2 separate regions of the Homo sapiens genome follow, and region 1 is linked to region 2. A link is an interaction called in ENCODE POLR2A ChIA-PET data of the cell type or tissue named here. Cell type or tissue: GM12878. All regions are shown on one strand. Each heading gives the region's core, and the rest is flanking DNA. Links, peaks and the distances in the headings are about the cores only. Region 1 holds the start of LOC105369533 (a long non-coding RNA gene). Region 2 has its middle 44 kb from the start of SC5D.

Region 1 (8,410 bases), core at 126-8,125, 100 kb after region 2:
CTGTGACGGTTTAGCATTTATATGGAACATGTTCTGCTACTTGAGATAATGGGAATACAATGGATCTAGGAGCCTGGGAGGGCTAGAAGCAAGGAGCCAGCAAGTCTAGACACATTCCAGAGGACATTATGTCAGTCACGCAAGCCCCATCTCAGCATTCTTCCCAACCCTCAGCATTTTTCCCAACATGCTCCCCTTCTCTTTTTTGTAAAAGAAGGTATCATTATTACTACCATTATTACTAGCCATCATTATTACTAGAGTCACTCTGGTTTGAATGCTTCCCACATATCTCCCCTTTCCCTTTTACAAGAGGATCCTTAATCCTAGGGGTTGCAAAATGATGAAGGTCCATCTTCTGTAACTTCTTTATACTGAATAGGGGCAATGATACTCCTGCCTAACCATTAGGGTCTCTTGTATTCAAGGTAGAGAGGAGCTGAGTCAGAAAGCATTGGTCCATTAAGCATCATGACTCTGGTCGGCCCTTGTTGCATCTTCTCATTCAGATTCAACTGGCTCGTGGCTCATACTGGGGGAACTCAGTGCATGGTTGGGATCCATGGGTCCCTCCAGTCTCCCATTCCATGGTCGTACACATCTTAAGGCATCCACATGGTTCATTCATCTCCCGAAAAAGCACAAGTATACCCTCACCCCCCACGTTAGTAAATCTACTGAAACAGAAGCAAAAACTTCTGTGGCTGTAGCCGGGACCATGCCGTTGCTGAAGCATTTGTTAACTCAGTTTCTGCCTCTGATTAATTACTGCGAGGTAAAACTTTCAACTGATAATGGGAAACAGGTCTTTTCTGATTAACAGAAGGCACAGAGAAAGCAAATCGAGGCTTTTCAAACCTTCAATTCGCATTATACAGGTGGGTCCACTAGATGTTGTGGCTCATGATAGATCTTCAGATGTTTGGTGGGCACCCACACAGGCTCCTGATTGTCACCTGGATAGACACAAGCAACTCCTCTTCCCCATATAATTATCTTTCCTTTTTGCCAGCTTTTTGTATGTGACCATATCTTTTTCTAAGGCCTGCAGCATTAAGATGAGTTAAAGAATGGAATGCTTGTGCATCAGCAAAGACTGCAGACACCAGTGCATCTGCCCTTTGATTATTTAAAGGACCAAAAGGTCCTGTTGGAGAGAAAAGAAAGAGCATTTTTATCCTTGCCTCCCTCCCCTCTATTCCCTTTATATTTGCCCTTTGAGCCATAGCTAATTTCATAATTCAGAATGTTCTTGTCTGTCCCTGCAAATCTCTGCTAGTCTTTGCTAGTCTCTACTTTTGTACCTCTTTAGGGCACTGATCAGTAACCTCTACTAGGGCACTGATCTTATATTGCTAGTCTTCATCTATCTCTCTACTTATCTCTATCTCTCTACTTATCTCTCTCTCTCTCTACTTATCTCTATCTGTCTCTATTTGTCTCTGTCTCTATTTGTCTCTACTTTCTTGTCTCCACTTACTTATCTCTACTTACTGACTTATCTCTGCATCTTTCTTGGAAACCTTTTTTATGACCCTGGGTAGAGCTGAAAAATCCACCCTTTATGCTTCAGCAAGAGACAAAACAGGGACCCCAGACCTGGCACCAGATTGAAGGGAACAGGAAGTGCTCTCCCCTCCCCAAAGCAGGGAAACCAGAGTTTGGCCCTTGCAGATTTCCACTCCACATCAGCATCATCCTCAATTCCCTGGAATGAATTGTTGATCATGGCAGTTAACATACTTAGCAAAACAATGACCATTGTAACATTATAGGCTCCATAAATAACATAACCAATGTTTTCAATGAATTTGTGGTTATAGTTGATGACCACTGATTTCACTTCAGAAAGTCCAAATATAGCCTAGAGCAGTGTCTTAAAACTCTGTTGTGAAGGCTTCACTTTGTTTTGCACCAATGTAGTAGTAGAGGTTGAACATTCCCATCATAAAGGCCACAAACACCACAATGAACACATTCAGCCCATATCATGCCTGTGTGCTTATTAAATCTGTTTTTCTCCAGCAGAGGCAGGTTAAACATGAAACTGAAGCTTCAAGATGACTTGACTTGCCCTACGCAAAGCAGCGCATGATTTATTTTTTCCGGAGACTACTGCCAACCAGGCCTGTGTGTCAGTCTGTAAGCATCCAACAGCAGGTCTACTGTACAAATAGGTCTTTTGTCAGACACTTGATTAACCCAAAATACAGCCTTTCCTGTTGGATTAGTACTACCAAAGCCTCCTGTTCTTCTCACTGTGCTGCTTCCCAGCTTTATGTCAACAACTGAGCAATTCTTTTTCCTGGGGAAGCAGACCACAGAGTTGAGGAACTAATAACTAATTGAATTTCTCTGGTATAATCAGAACCAATCATTTCCGTATGCACAGTGCCACCTCTAGATCTTTCAAGTAATAGACCGACGGTTCCTGAGGGCAAGGGTCCCCCAACTCCCGTGGGGACCCTCTCCAGTGGCTCCCAGGAAGCAGGGAAATGAGAACTGTGCTGCAAAGGTCCACGGCAGCACTGCCCGCCGCGGTGGGAGACAATTGTTGCCGTTTGTAAGGGCACTGGCTGTGCCGGATATGCCTCAGTTTATTGAGGTGCTCTCTAAATAAACAAGCCTCAGATTCCACTGGGTCTTAGTACTACCAATTGCTCCAGGTTTTAATGTTGCAACTACAGGAGCGGTAAGTTTTGTAGCTAATTCATTTTCTCGCCCACTAAGGGGAGAGAGAGGAGGTGGCCATTCACTTAATTCAGCAGGTGGAGCTGAGGGGCTAGTAAAACATACCTTTTTCGGTTTCCCTTTCTTTGATTTCCTCCGGTTTCTGTTCCTCACATTCAGAATCTGAAGTTAGTTTTTTACACTCGCCCTCCTCTTCCTCATCTGAATCTGCCTCATGATCTGTTTGAAATGGCTCAAGAGCTGCTTTTATTAGTGCCCACATTGACCAAACCGAGACTGGAATATTTGCTCCACCTTTATATGTTTTTTTAAAAATCTCTGCCAATTCTCTCCCATTCATCCAACTCCATAGTCCCTTGTTCCGGGAACCATGGGCAAAACTGCTTTACTGCACTGAAGAGTGATAAATTCTGAGCACTAACTTTCACTCCCCCCTCTTCATAATAAACGCCTTAAGAAATTTAAATAAGCAGAATGTCTGCTTTCACTTTGTCCCATTGCTACCCTGGTTCTTCCCAGCACTCAGCTTTCCTGCTGAGCTTCTTTTAGACATCCTCAGGTGTCCTCTGATGATGCGTCCTCTGCTTTCACACGCTCTAGCGTTCCTTCACCGGGGTCTTTGTCACCCCACATTGAGCAGCCAGGAACGTTGGGGTGATCAGACCCAACACCAGGTCATGGGGGTGACAAAGCCCGGCGGAGTCAAAGGATTGAGAAAAAGCCAGTTTGAGACAGAGAAGTGGGACCAGCGGGCCATCACGATCGTGAAGGCCCTGAGCCCTGGGAGCCCCCGCTATTTATTTGTAATCCAACAAAGAAACAGGTGGTGAGAATGTGGAGGTCAAAAGGGCAGGCACATGATCTACAGCTGTGACAGTTTAGCATTTATATGGAACATGTTCTGCTACTTGAGATAACGGAAATACAATGGATCTAGGAGCCTAGGAGGGCTAGAAGCAAGGAGCCAGCAAGTCTAGACACATTCCAGAGGACATTATGTCAGTCACGCAAGCCCCACCTCAGCTTTCTTCCCAACGCTCAGCTTTTTTCCTTAACACTTTCTCTTTTATTAGAGACAAGATCTCACTCACTCTGTTCCCCAGGCTGGAGGGTAGTGATATGATCATGGCTCATTGCAGTCTCAAACTCCTGGGCTCAAGTGATTCTCCCACCTTAGCCTCCTGGGTAGCTGGGACTACTGGTGAGAGCCACCTACATGTCTCTTAACCATGAATTATGTTCACAAAAATCCAAACTTCAGAGTCATTTTGTATAGACCTGTGGTTACAAATTCTCAAAGGCGACTTTCTTTTTCTACTAATAACCCAGCCCAAACCAGAAAAATTTACTTCTGGTTTCCTTTGCTCTGATGTGAGTTTTTTTAGTTGGTCCATTGTCATCATGGGTATTGCTCTCCAAGGATCCTCCCTTGCTCTGGCAAGTTCATCTTCTGTCTCCCAGTAGCCATTAAAATAACCACTTTTAGGTTACCAACATTGCTAAATGCATGGGAGGCAGTGAAGGTTTTATTGTCAGCTTTCTATTCTGATTTCCAGCTCCCTTTTAGTTTTGAATGATGAGAATTTCTTTGACCTTCTATGAGGTCATTTATACTTTTATCAATATGATTATCACATTTTATCTTGTATTTCCAGATGTTTGCACTGGAAGGAATGTTTTGGCTATCTAGTCCACCATGTTCCTGGATATGTATGTCCCCAAGGTGGTTTTCATTCCATCCCACAGTTGTTGGCATTTCCTAACAATATCTCCTCAAGGGCTCCATGAGAAACAGTTACATCTGCCGTGTATTCCTCACTAACAACCCCCTCCCCAATTTTCTTTTTAATTACTGTAGTCCTGCTTAACTCTCACTACACAAAAGAATCTTTATTCACCTCTCATCATCCTGCTACTTCAGACAACACTTTAAAGGCACTGGTCCCACAGTTCTAGCTCATAAGTAGAATAAATGGAAAAAGAAAAAATATGTGTGTGTGTGTGTGTGTGTGTGTGTGTGTGCAGTGTGTATCTATTTATATTCATTTCCTAACTACCAATACTTTGCATTTCCAAAATTGCACCTACTACCTCCATGCCCAGTTCTTGTATTTTACAAAAGCCTGTTTGTGGTGAGCCTTCCTGGCTCTGGAGATAGCTTTGTCCTTTCCCATGGCACTGTGACAAAAACTGCAGCTACCTCTGCAATTTTGAAGTCCTCAGGATATCCATCCCTACTCTAGGAAATAGAACTCTGATTTCTCTGTTTGTGATATTAGGCAACTCTTTTCTGGCATCCAAATCAATCAGTTTTCACAAGAATCTGATGATGTTTGTGATCACAGTCGGAGTCTGTGGAGCCCTACCTGTAGATTCCAGCTACCACTAAGATTTCAGATCAGCTGCCACTCCCCTGACTCAGTGAACTCACTGCAGCTTCAGCATGGATTGCAATCTCCGTTCCGAGCCAGGCCACCACATACAGTTTGCAGGTTGTGCATTGAACAGTTTTAAGAAACACCTGTCAATTGAGAAAAATGACAAGATAAGTCTCAATCATTTTAGGAGGTTTATTTGCCAAAGATATAAGCGTGTGCGCCCGGGAGACAGGACTATGCCTTTCTCTGAAGTTGATTTTAAGGGCTCCAAATTTAAAGGGGAAAGAGCGGAATATTGAGAAGTACACAATTTCCATGTAAGAGGAAGGTAGGGAAAAATAGTCATTCATGCCTTTGTCTGGCTCAGTGAATCTACATTTTTTTACATAAGATGACATAGACAAATGAGGCAGAGGAAAACTGCAGGGAATCTGCATTTTACATAAGATAATATAGACAAAATGGGGCAGGGGAACATCAGATATGCATATGTGTCTGGTGGGCTGGGGGTGACTCCACCTATAAATATAAGCTATCATTTTACATTGCCATGGTGAAATTTTAACAGAAATACATTAAAAGATCTTGCAGCTCACTAGGAATTTCCTTGAGGGCAAATGGGGGGAGGCAAGTAGCTTTACATCTTGTAGCCATCTTATTTAGGAACCAAAAGGGGGAGGCGGGTTTGTGTGACCCAGTTCCCAGTTTGACTTTTCCCTTCGGCTTAATGAGTTGGGGGCCTCAATATTTAATTTCCTTTCACACACCATTCATACTGTATTTATCATAGAAAAACAATAAATACGTATCATAGAAATGGTATGATAAATACGTATCATAGATAAATGATAAATATATTCTGGACAAAAAGCACTCAAGTGTCTTCATGAGAATTTTCTACTTCACACAGAGACACCAGGTGGGCTAGAAGCAGTTGCGCACACAGCTCTGTATTCTCATGTGCTCATTTCTAGACACATTGGTGCTTGGTCCATAGGAAGCATCAATGTGTTAAGCATTTGGGTCTAGGAAGCTGCAGGAAACAAAATACTCCTTTATTATCGCAGGCAAGCCTGTGATATAAATTAGAATGTAGGGCTGTGTTGGAGAATTCAGCAAAAAACAGGAGGCCTTTGTGAGACCTGCTCTTTTCTTATTCTTTGTCAGTTCTTCGGAGCAGACCATTCAGTTTTAGGCAGAGAAATTAGATTTGAGCATGTATGCACAGAAACACATCTTTTAATAAGGCGCCCTCTTCCACTGGCCAAGCATGCACCAATGAATCTTCCAAGCTATCAACAATGAGATTAAATACTAGTGTAGGTCCAGTGTAATGAGGGGGTATAGAAGTGTGTCTTCCCCCAGGAACAAAGTGGAAATGTAAAGAGAGGGAACTGTATACTCCCATTCCCTCATTTCTCAGTTACTGTTTTGATTACATTGCTTTGAGAGTTAATAATACAATAAAGAAACAAAATGTTATAAGAAGTTATTACTTGAAAGAAATAAAACAGTATTGTTATTTGTAGGTAATAAAATTCAGGAAAATCCTAGAAGGGTATGTGTGTGTATATATATATATATATATATATATATATATATATATATATATATATATATAAAATAATCATAATTTATTTAAAGAAGAAATATATAAATAGCTTTTACAAAGATATAAACAGATTCAAATAGATGTTAGAAAACAGTGGAGTTTGGTTGAAATTTCCCTTCCATTCCCCCTTCTTTCTTCCTCCCTCTCTCCCTTTACTTCCTTTCTTTGTTTTCTTTCTTTCTTTCCTTTTAAAACTATACTTCAAAAATTAATTATCTGAGATTAAAATTTTGTAACAAGAAGGCATTATTTGTAGTCACAAAAACTGAGAAATCAGCTTAAATTAATAGTAACAATAAAGACTCTAATAAAGTAAAGATATATATTATGAATTAGGTCGGGGTCTGCATGACTACATAAGATAAATTATGAAATTATATTGGTATACAGAAAAGAATATTTCAGAAATCTCTTCTATACTGGTAAAGAAGTAAAATAGTTTCTCTAATGGATGGATTGCATTAATCAACATCAATAAAAATTCCCACCTAATTATTTTATAGAATCCATAAAATAATTCTGAAATTAATTTTGAATAAATTGGTAGGCAATAATAATAAATGATCTTTAAAAAAGAAGAAGAACAGAGCAAGGAAAAAGAGCTATTCCTTTCCCATGTTAGAATGCATTTTAAATGTGGTGCTGACATAAAAACAGAAATTTCAAATATTATGATGGAGTGGAAAGCTATGAGTATATGAAGTTAAACATAAAAATTTTATAATGAGATAAGAATCATAAGTGAGATATATATGTGTGTGTGTATATGTATGTATATTTGTGTATGTATGTGTGTGTATATATGTGCATACATATGTGTATATATGTGTGTGTATTCCATATATATGCACATATTGTATACACTTTGTAACCTCATCAATAAGCAGTACATGAGCAGTTCAGTCACACAAAATGAAAATCAATAGCCATTTTAAAATCTAATATTGTTAGTCATAATAACAAATCATAGCAAGATCTCATTTATATCTACTAAACCCAAAAGAAAAAAAAACAAGCATAATATTTAATTCAGGTATGTCTTCAAGGTAACTGGCAAGTTCTTAACATTTTTTGGCATTACTCATTAATTTATTTTGGATTCCTCTTTGACAATATGCGTTAAAATCCATAGAGATATTTATATCCTTTGTTCTAGTAAAGCATATCTTAAGGATTTATCTTAAAATAATTCAAAAGAGAGAACTATATTCATGATAATGTTTACTGCAGCATTAATTATAAAAATGGAAAATTGGGATAAACTTAAAATGTTCAACAATAGAGGCAATGGGTAGGGAAAGTCTCATTTTAAGACTAGGTTAAACATTCTGTGCTTCTTTCTTTTGTTTTTTGGAGTGCAGTGACATAATCATGGCTTACTGCTGCATCAAACTCCTCGGCTTCCCAAGTAGCTGGGACTACAGGCATGGACCAGCACGCCAGGCTAATTTTTTAAACATTTTGTTAGAAATGGGGTCTCACTATGTTGCCCAGGTTGATCTCAAACGCCTGGGCTCAAGTGACCCTCCCACCTTGTTTGTTACTATTTATCATGTAATTGCCGTGAAGCAGGTATTTTATATACGATCTCTAATTCTCACACTCATTCTGCAAGTTACGTATTTTTCATTCTCAATTTAAAGTTTTGAGATCTGGTGCTCTAACAAGACTAAATAGCTTACTCAAGGCTAGTAAGTGGTGGAGCTGGACCTTGAACCCCTGCATGACA
Region 2 (8,224 bases), core at 225-8,224:
AGCAGAGGGAGAGCTTGTATGTGTGTGCAGTGGGTGGGGATAGGGGTGAGGGGTGGACTAGGTGGGTAGAGTGATAGGGGACCAAGAAGGAGAAGTAAACAGGCACCAAATTATGAAGGGTTTTTCGGGCATTGTAAAGACTAGGGTCGGCTGGGCCCCGTGGCTCACGCCTGTAATCCCAGCACTTTGGGAGGCCGAGGCGGATGGATCTTGAGGTCAGGAGTTGGAGACCAGCCTGGCCAATATAGTGAAACCCTGTCTCTATTAAAAATACAAAAAAAAATTAGCCGGGCATGGTGACAGGCACCTGTAATCCCAGCTACTTGGGTGGCTGAGGCAGGAGAATTGCTTGAACGTGGGAAGCGGAGGTTGCAGTGAACCAAGATTGCGCCATTGCACTCCAGCCTGGGTGAGAGTGTGAGGTTCCGTCTCAAAAAAAAAAAAAAAAAGACTAGGGCAATGATGTTGGTTTATACATATAATCACACTAGTTTCTGGTGACCACTGCATTCATTTTTAAAGTATTCACATCCGCTTGTTTAATAATCAACTCTGGAATTTTGCTGCAGATTGATGTCTAGATTTTCAGTGTGAGGTTTTCAGAAGCTACCTCCCTTTCCCTTGTTCAAAGTTGGGGCATTGTCTTTTGGCATCTCTCTCTCTCCTCTTTTCTGTCATTTTCAATGACAGAAAACTGGAGTGATGCTGAGTTCACACCTTCAAGTTCCTCCAGTGCTCAAGGACGTTGTCCAAACGGGCCTGGGAACGTGAACACATTTTCAGTGAGTAAATTCTCTTTTACTAGATTGTCACATATCTTCACCTTCATTTCTCTTTTTATGGCATTTGTACTATTCTTTTCAGTTTGAAGATATCACTTCCTAAAGAAAGCAGAAGTACAATAGCATCTGAATTAATTTCACTTTCCACTGGTTGTTAAAAATATATCATTTTCCCTCCCTTCTCTTTTTTGCTCTGAACATACCAATCTTGGTTGAAATTTTTATATGAGTTTCAGCTCATGTAGTATATTGCTTTCTAAATATTGGTATTTATACTATCCCTTTGTCTTTTGTACTTTGGACAATTGATGGTGGTAATCACCTTCCTCCCAGATCCCCCAATATCAGGGCGTTTTTGACTCTTCAGTTCCCATATGTCCAAAATCTGGCAGTTCTTAGGTTAGCCATGACTCTCAATTGCGTGTTACAGAAATCCAGTCCAACTGATTTGAGCCAAAAGAAAATAGGCTGGCTCACATGATTGGAAAGGCTGTCTTTGTCTTTTTTTTTTCTTTTTTTTTTCATTCTTGAAAGGTTCTCTAGCTTGGCTACACTAGCCTAAAAAGGAAAAAACAAACAAACAAAAAAAACAAAAAAAGTCCCAGATAAAACTTTTATTTGCCCAGACTTAGGTTACATGCCTACTCCAAACCTGTCCTCATGGGGATATGGTGATCTCATTGGCCAGTGGTGATCACATTCACCACTCAAGCCACATGGCCTGTGAATGGTAAAGGTGGTCCCTCAAAGGAAGAGCAATCAGAATTCTGTATGAGAAGAGGTGTGGGGGGATGGATAATAGGTAAGTAGGAAATAGCAAAGGACCCTTAGAGTCTCATGTCTTATTGCTTCTTCCTTTACGGTGTCACTTGTACTTGTTCTCTTCTTCCCATTTCCCGGGGTTACATTTGATTTTTGCCTCGGTTGTTGAAAAAGCCCCTTCACTCATCTTTCAGCTTCTTCTCTGTTTTGCACAGCCGTGTTGCATGATTCATGGGGCACCATTTATATGAACATCTCTCTGAATGCACAGTGCAACACTGTGGACCAATTTTCTCCCCAACACCGTTCCTTCCCAGGCGATGCCCTCAGACTAAGCTTCCAAAGTGTAGTTCTAAACATACCAGAATCTGCAGAGGCTACCAGGCCAGAAAAAAGTCAGATCATTGTTCAGAGCAGGATCGAGAAACACCATATTTAAAGGGTGGGAGCTGGAATGAGATAGAACAATGAAAAGGGAATAGCGACATTGTATTGGATTAGCTGATGAAGGGAACAGGAGACAGACAGTATAAGAGACAGTTTCCTAAACACATGGAGCTTTTAATATGGTAAAGGGAGAGAACCGCACAAATATCCACTGTGTATACTAGTATGTGGGAGGAGCCACAGGAGGGGTGCTGCCCAAATTTCATAGACAACCTGTGGCTGGAACAATGAGGGACAGCATCGTCAGAGAGGTGGCATTCGAGCGGGTCTTTGGAGGACTGGTAGGGTTGTATTAGCTAAAAGGAGGTGAGGAGGTGGGCAAGCGTGGCACGGAGAATGGTTCGAACAAAGACATGGCAAGTTTGGTGGGAGGTCTGAGAGCGGTGAACAGTTCAGATCGGCTATTTCACAGGGCGGACTGTAAGACTAATTTTCGGCTAGATTGTGGAGGGTGTTGAATAGCATTGGAGTTTGAAGATGACGAAGATGGTTCAGGTTGCTAAAAAAGAAATACACCCCAAGGACAAACAGACATTTATCTGGTGGCTGGGAGGGCCATTTGCCCTTTATATGCTTTCAAGAGAGGGAGGAGCTGAGTGGCCTGCATTCCTGGGATCTGGCACTGGCAAGCCCCTTTTCCAACTGAGGCACAGCGGGCATCGTCCTGTCCTTAGCATGAGGTGTTGGGCCTGTCACCTTAGCAACCAGGATTCATGCCCCAGAACACATTTTAGCCACGGCCCCAGAGCCGTCCTGATACTGAATCTTGATTCTTGGCCCCATCTTGGCTCCCCAGCCAGGCTGTGCTCATTTGGGATTTTCTACTGTAACTGAGGCGTCCCCAGGGTCTCTCTGGGGTCTTGGAGCAGGCAGGGCGCAGAGTGTCAGGGAAATACAGTGGGTCCTATTTGCATGCTCCGTGTGCGGTATCATTTCCCAGCTGATCTGAAAGGTCAGTCAGCAGATCTTGTTTGTGAAAATAGAAAGGAACATAAGTTGCTGACTATTTCTTTCTTAATTCTTTCTCTTTCCCTTCTACCCTGGGACTGGGAGTTGGGTTATGCTTCTTGCCAGGAGCTTTCCTTCCTTGTCAACTGACTGCCTCTCTTTCTTCCCCTCTCAAAGGGACGCGATGGATTTCTTGGCTGGATTTCTGATAGTTTCTGAAAGGCCTTCACTTCTCTGCTGGCAGAGGCTGGCTTCAGTGTGACTTGTGCAACATGAGACAGTATGTATCAGGACTTCACCCCAAGGTGCCCTGGGGAACACACTCCAGCAGGGCATCCCTGCTGACCCCTCAGGGGTCCCTGGAATGGGGAAGAGGGGAGGGCAGGTGGTGGAGTTATAATACATGTGGGAGGCGTGGCCAGTATAGGTGGCTTCCCATTCCCCAGGACACCAGGCCATTTGGATAAAGTCACAGATGCCTCTTCTCTGGTCCAGACTAGTTCAGAAAGTGCTGGGCAATGAACAGATGCTCAGATGTCCTGTGGAGATGATTCATTTCTGTAAGACTTTTTTCCTACTCCTCAACTGCCTTTCAACAAGAGCTTCCTTCTTCTCCTTATGTTCTGTTGCTGGCAGCAGGGTTAGGAGTAGATCTTCTAAACCAAAATGCAGATGCCTCCAACCCAGCCTTCCAGCAGAACAGATATCAATCCTTTGATTGGAAACAACATTTCTGGGCTCTGGTTGCAAGAGAAACACCCCTCCATCCACTACCTCCACAATACACACATCTCTGTGAAGGAAGCTCACCACTTATTTGTAAAAAGGATGAACACTCTTCAAGTTAAGAGAGAATCAGGTGCTGTGGTGGACCACAAGCCTGAGAATACTCAGCAGTGCAACCCAGTTCCAATGACTGACATGCTTTATGGGACCTGTTTGAGTCAGTCAGACCCAGGTAATAAATCCCAGCTCACCCACTTGCCTGTGAGCCTGGGCATGTCATATTCAGAGCCTCAGTTTCTACATCTGTTCAATAGGACGCCAGCAGTACTCAACAGTGATGTTGGAAGAATTAGACAAGCCACGTGTGCAAAGCGTTTAGTGCAGAGTGTGACACACACTAAGCACTCAATAAGTGGTAGCTACAGGTGTTATTTAGGTGGTAGTTTTGCTATTAGTGTTTGGTACTGATTAATCAAAAGGAGGAAGATGGTCTCGAAGTGGGACCCCGTGTGCTCCCGACTGCTGTTGCTCCCACGAATAGGCCAGGCAGCTGTTACAAAATGGCATTTACATGGGAGCTAATTTAACACAATATTAATTTTTAAGATGCAGCTGGGTCATCTCCGGGCTCCAGGGCCTTCCTACTCACATCTGGCACACTGCCCCACAGAGCCAGTCTTCGCCGTGACTTCCAGATTGACCTCAGGAGGGTGTTTGTGGCTTAGCTATCAAAGGGTTGTTAATTTTACACACATACCACATTAACACACACTTTAAATGGTCTCATTAGTTTTTCTGCTGATATCCAGCTTTGAAATTATTGCTCTCACTGCAGAGCCCCCACAGACATGAGCTCTCATTATTTTTAGGGAGAATACCCACACACACCCATTAATCTAGGGCAGCTGCCATTTGGGCATTCTTTGTGGTTCAATTGGTCCATTATATTGGAGAAGTGGTAAGTCAGAAACCATCATATGCTGTTCAGTTGGGACAGATGCAAGTAGAGTAACTCAATTGCACAAATGCAGGAAAAGAGCTGGCTGCATACTTAGGTGAAAAGAATCAGGTGCTGTGGTGGACCACAAGCCTGAGAATAGTCAGCAGTGCAACTCAGGTCCAATGACTGACATTCTTTATGGGAAGCCTGTGGGCATCTGTTGCTTATCCTCAACCTGGCTAATACCCCAAAGAGGAAGCATTAGATGAAAGCGGGACTTAGTACATCTAACACAATTTCAAGGGAGGTTTTATTAAAGGCTAGCTCCTGGTATAGCTCTATAACAACCCCTTTAGCTCTGAGGGTCAGAATGTTACACTTTATTTACTTTCTCTACAAAGCTCAGAACCTTTACTTCTCAGGATTTCTTTTAAGATAAAAATTACCCTATCAAGTTTTGAAGTTGTGTATGGTGCTGTGTTGAGCCCCTTACAAAGAAGAAAGGGGTAGTGGGGCCAAGCACACACACAAGAAGGTCCTGCAGCCCTGGATGCTCACTCATCTCCACTGGCCATCAGAGGTGGACATCAGTGGGCTGGTGGTTAGAATTCTCTCTTGTGCCCTCCCCTGGCCCCTGTTCTACAGGCTATGGCTGGGCAGCCTGAAAAGTATTAGTCTTCCTCTCTTTCGGGCTGGTGCCTAGAAGCAATGGCCAGCTTCCAACGGGGCTAGAGTGATGGGGACTGAGGACACGGGACTATTTGTCAGACTCAGGCCTCCCATCAGAAATTGAGGAGGCTGGAGGTAAGTCTGCAACTTCACTACCGCAGTCATCCATAAAAAGGAACCCTTGGCTAACCATAATCCACCCCGCAGCCAGATGCTGTGCAGACTCTGTGTGTGTCTCACCAGCAAACTAAATAATAATAATAAACCTCAGTTGTGGGGACCTTCCGCAGGCAGCCCTAAAGCTGCTGGCTCTGGGCCAACACCATCCAGCAAAGTATCCAGGCAGGCACTTTGCAGAAGCAGTTTCTCTGCTGGGTATCATTTAGCAGCCATCCTCCCCTTGGACTGTAAGCTCCGTCAGACCAGGTCTTTCTCACCACATGAAGGCCCAGCATAGAGCTTAGTACCCAGTAGGCACTCAATAAGTATTTGGGCTACACATAAACACACTCCTGAATTAAGAGCTTTGAGCCGCATCATCCTCTCATGGCTGTGTGTGTTTAAAAATGAAAAAATATTTCTTCCAAATAACGAAGAAAAAAAATCAAGTTCAGAACATTATGTACTTTGTGATTCCAGTTCTGCACGAGAGAGGGAGCAAGACAGAGAAAGAGGTAGGGAGAGATAGTGAGGGATGGAGAGACTGTCAGAGGTGGGGAGACCCAGAGAAAGGCTGAACCCTGAAATATGAATAGTGGTTTTCATGGGATGGTAATCAGTTTATCTTTCTTGTTTTTCTATGTATTTTCTAAAAATGTTATATATGTGCATGTATTAGAAACATTTTTTATTAAAATTGTTAACAGATAAACACTCGGAAACCTGTGTTTTATTATGGCAACTTGGCAAATAAAATGTCCCCTTATTTACAGAGTCCCTTTCATCAGCTTCAGCCACCTTATTTATGTGCCCTCCTTTCCTCCCAGGGCTGTGATTTTTATTTTAACTTGAAGAACCAGGTTGCAGAGAGGGAAGAAAAACTCACAAAGCTCCCAGCAATCTAGAGGCTGATTTTTCCCAAGCAAGCAAGTCTCTTTGGGGAGGTGAGGAACGATTGTACTGAATGAAGAGGTGATCTAAGGTCAGCATTAAATAGATGTGTTGCTTTTCCCAGAGTCGGCTGAAAAGATCAAGTGACTTCCTCTACTGAAAAGTTACAATTCGATAATTAACAGAATTTCCTCACAGCTTTATAGGCTTCAACTCTTATTCTCTGAAGTGCTGACCTCATTGCCTCCTCTCCTCTCCAGGAAGCAGCAGTCAGAAATTGGAATTTCAGAGGGGCTGGCAGAGTTGCAATGTACCTGAGACACTAGGTACCAAGGGGAAGTAAGGGAGGGTGGGCGGCGGGAGTGGGGGCAGTGGTTGTTCTCTTTTCGCCTTAATTTCCAGGCATTTCAGAATTAAACTCATTGTTTAAATTCGGTAACTATCTAGTCTCAGATGCTTTTGCATACTACCCGGTTCCTGGTATATAATGTTTTATTCACTTGTTTCTTCTTAATGCAGTTTTATATTGTGATCTGCCTCACAAACGATTGTAATCTACCTTAAATGCCCTTTTGAGCTAGAGTGTAGTACAAATGCATCCATTCACTCATTTATTCTAGCTTAAGGTAAAGGCTAAGCTGCTATAACAAAAAGCGTAGCCCCTGTCTTTCTTACACACACTCCCAACGTGAATTGTCCAGGCTGGCGGCTGAGCATGGTCCAATGTGACCTGAGAGCATGTCTGTTTCAGCTTGTGGGAAGGTGAAAGAGAGGAAATCCAAGGCAGGCTGCTTATCTTTTTTTAAAAACAAAAAATTAATAAACCTTATTTTTTGGAGCTGCTTTAGGTTCACAGCGAAACTGAGCAGAAAGTACAGAGAGTATCCATGTGTCTGCTGCCCCCACATATGTTCAACCTCCCCCACTATCCACATCCCATTCCACAGTGGTGCATTTGTTACAATCACTGAACCTACATTGCCACATCATTATCACCCAGAGTTCATGGCTTATATTACGGCTCACTCTTGGTATTGTATATTCCATGGGTTTTGACAAATGTATAATGACATGTAGCCACCATTATAGTATGGTACAGAATAGTTTCACCAGCCTCAAAATCCTCTGTGCTGTGCCTATTCACCTTTCCCTGCCCCAACCCCTGATAATTCACTGTCGCCATAGTTTTGTTTTTTCCAGAATGCCATCTAGTTGGAATTATACAGTATGTAACTTTTCAGGCTGGCTTCTTTCACTTAGTAATATGTGTTTATGTTTCCTCCATGTCTTTTCATGGCTCATTTCTTTTTAGCACGGAAAAACAACAGCCTATTGTCTAGATGTAGCACAGTGTATTTATCCACTCACCAACCAAAGGACATTTTGGTTGCTTCTAAGTTTTGGCAATTCTGAATAAAGCTGCTATAAACATCTGTGTGCAGGTTTTCATGTGGACATTAAGTTTTCAATTCATTTAGGCAAATAACCAAGGAATGTGTTTGCTGGATTACATGGTAAGACTATGTTCAGTTTTGTAAGAAACTGCCAAACTGTCTTGTAAAGCAGCTGTACCATTTTGCATTCCCACCACCAATGAATGAGAGTTCCAGGTGCTCCACAACCTCATTAGCATCAGATATTATCACTGTTTTGGATTTTGACCGTTCTGATAGGCGTGTAGTGGTAACTCATTGTTTTAATTTGCAATTCTCTAATAATATATGATGTTCAACATCTTTTCTTTTTCTTTCTTTTTTTTTTTTTTTTTAAGACAGGGCTCAGCCTCGACCTCCTGGGCTCAAGCAATCCACTCAACTTAGCCTCTCAAGTAGCTAGGACTACAGGCATGTGCCAACACATCCAGATTTTTTTTTTTTTTTTTTTTTTTTTTTTTTTTTTG

What was found. ChIA-PET counts read pairs that join two places held together with the same protein. Peaks named below come from ENCODE experiments on the same cell type or tissue, not always from the same donor. Only the 100,000 strongest peaks of a DNase experiment are listed, where the experiment ranks them.
Region 1: POLR2A ChIA-PET joins it to region 2 with 6 read pairs; 1 of 35 experiments calls an interaction of 5 or more read pairs at or near these places.

What each region holds. Positions count from the first base shown.
Region 1 is chr11:121,231,856-121,240,265 of GRCh38, reverse strand. LOC105369533 (a long non-coding RNA gene) reads right to left here and starts at 3,463. Exons shown (of 3, transcript XR_948108.3): 1 at 2,797-3,463. It also overlaps the pseudogene TRPC6P5. RefSeq lists enhancers at 1-293, 2,499-3,038, 3,039-3,578, 3,501-3,690, 3,579-4,118. In GM12878, for the core only: no CTCF peak of the experiment used is centred there; DNase peaks (open chromatin) are centred at 2,035, 2,835 and 4,005; H3K4me3 peaks cover 1,856 bases; H3K27ac peaks cover 3,021 bases.
Region 2 is chr11:121,332,885-121,341,108 of GRCh38, reverse strand. No RefSeq gene overlaps it. Among named protein-coding and RNA genes, the nearest start is that of SC5D, 44 kb to the right of the region's middle. RefSeq lists an enhancer at 2,651-2,800 and a silencer at 3,381-3,470. In GM12878, for the core only: a CTCF peak has its summit at 5,944; DNase peaks (open chromatin) are centred at 737, 3,777 and 4,661; H3K27ac peaks cover 3,667 bases.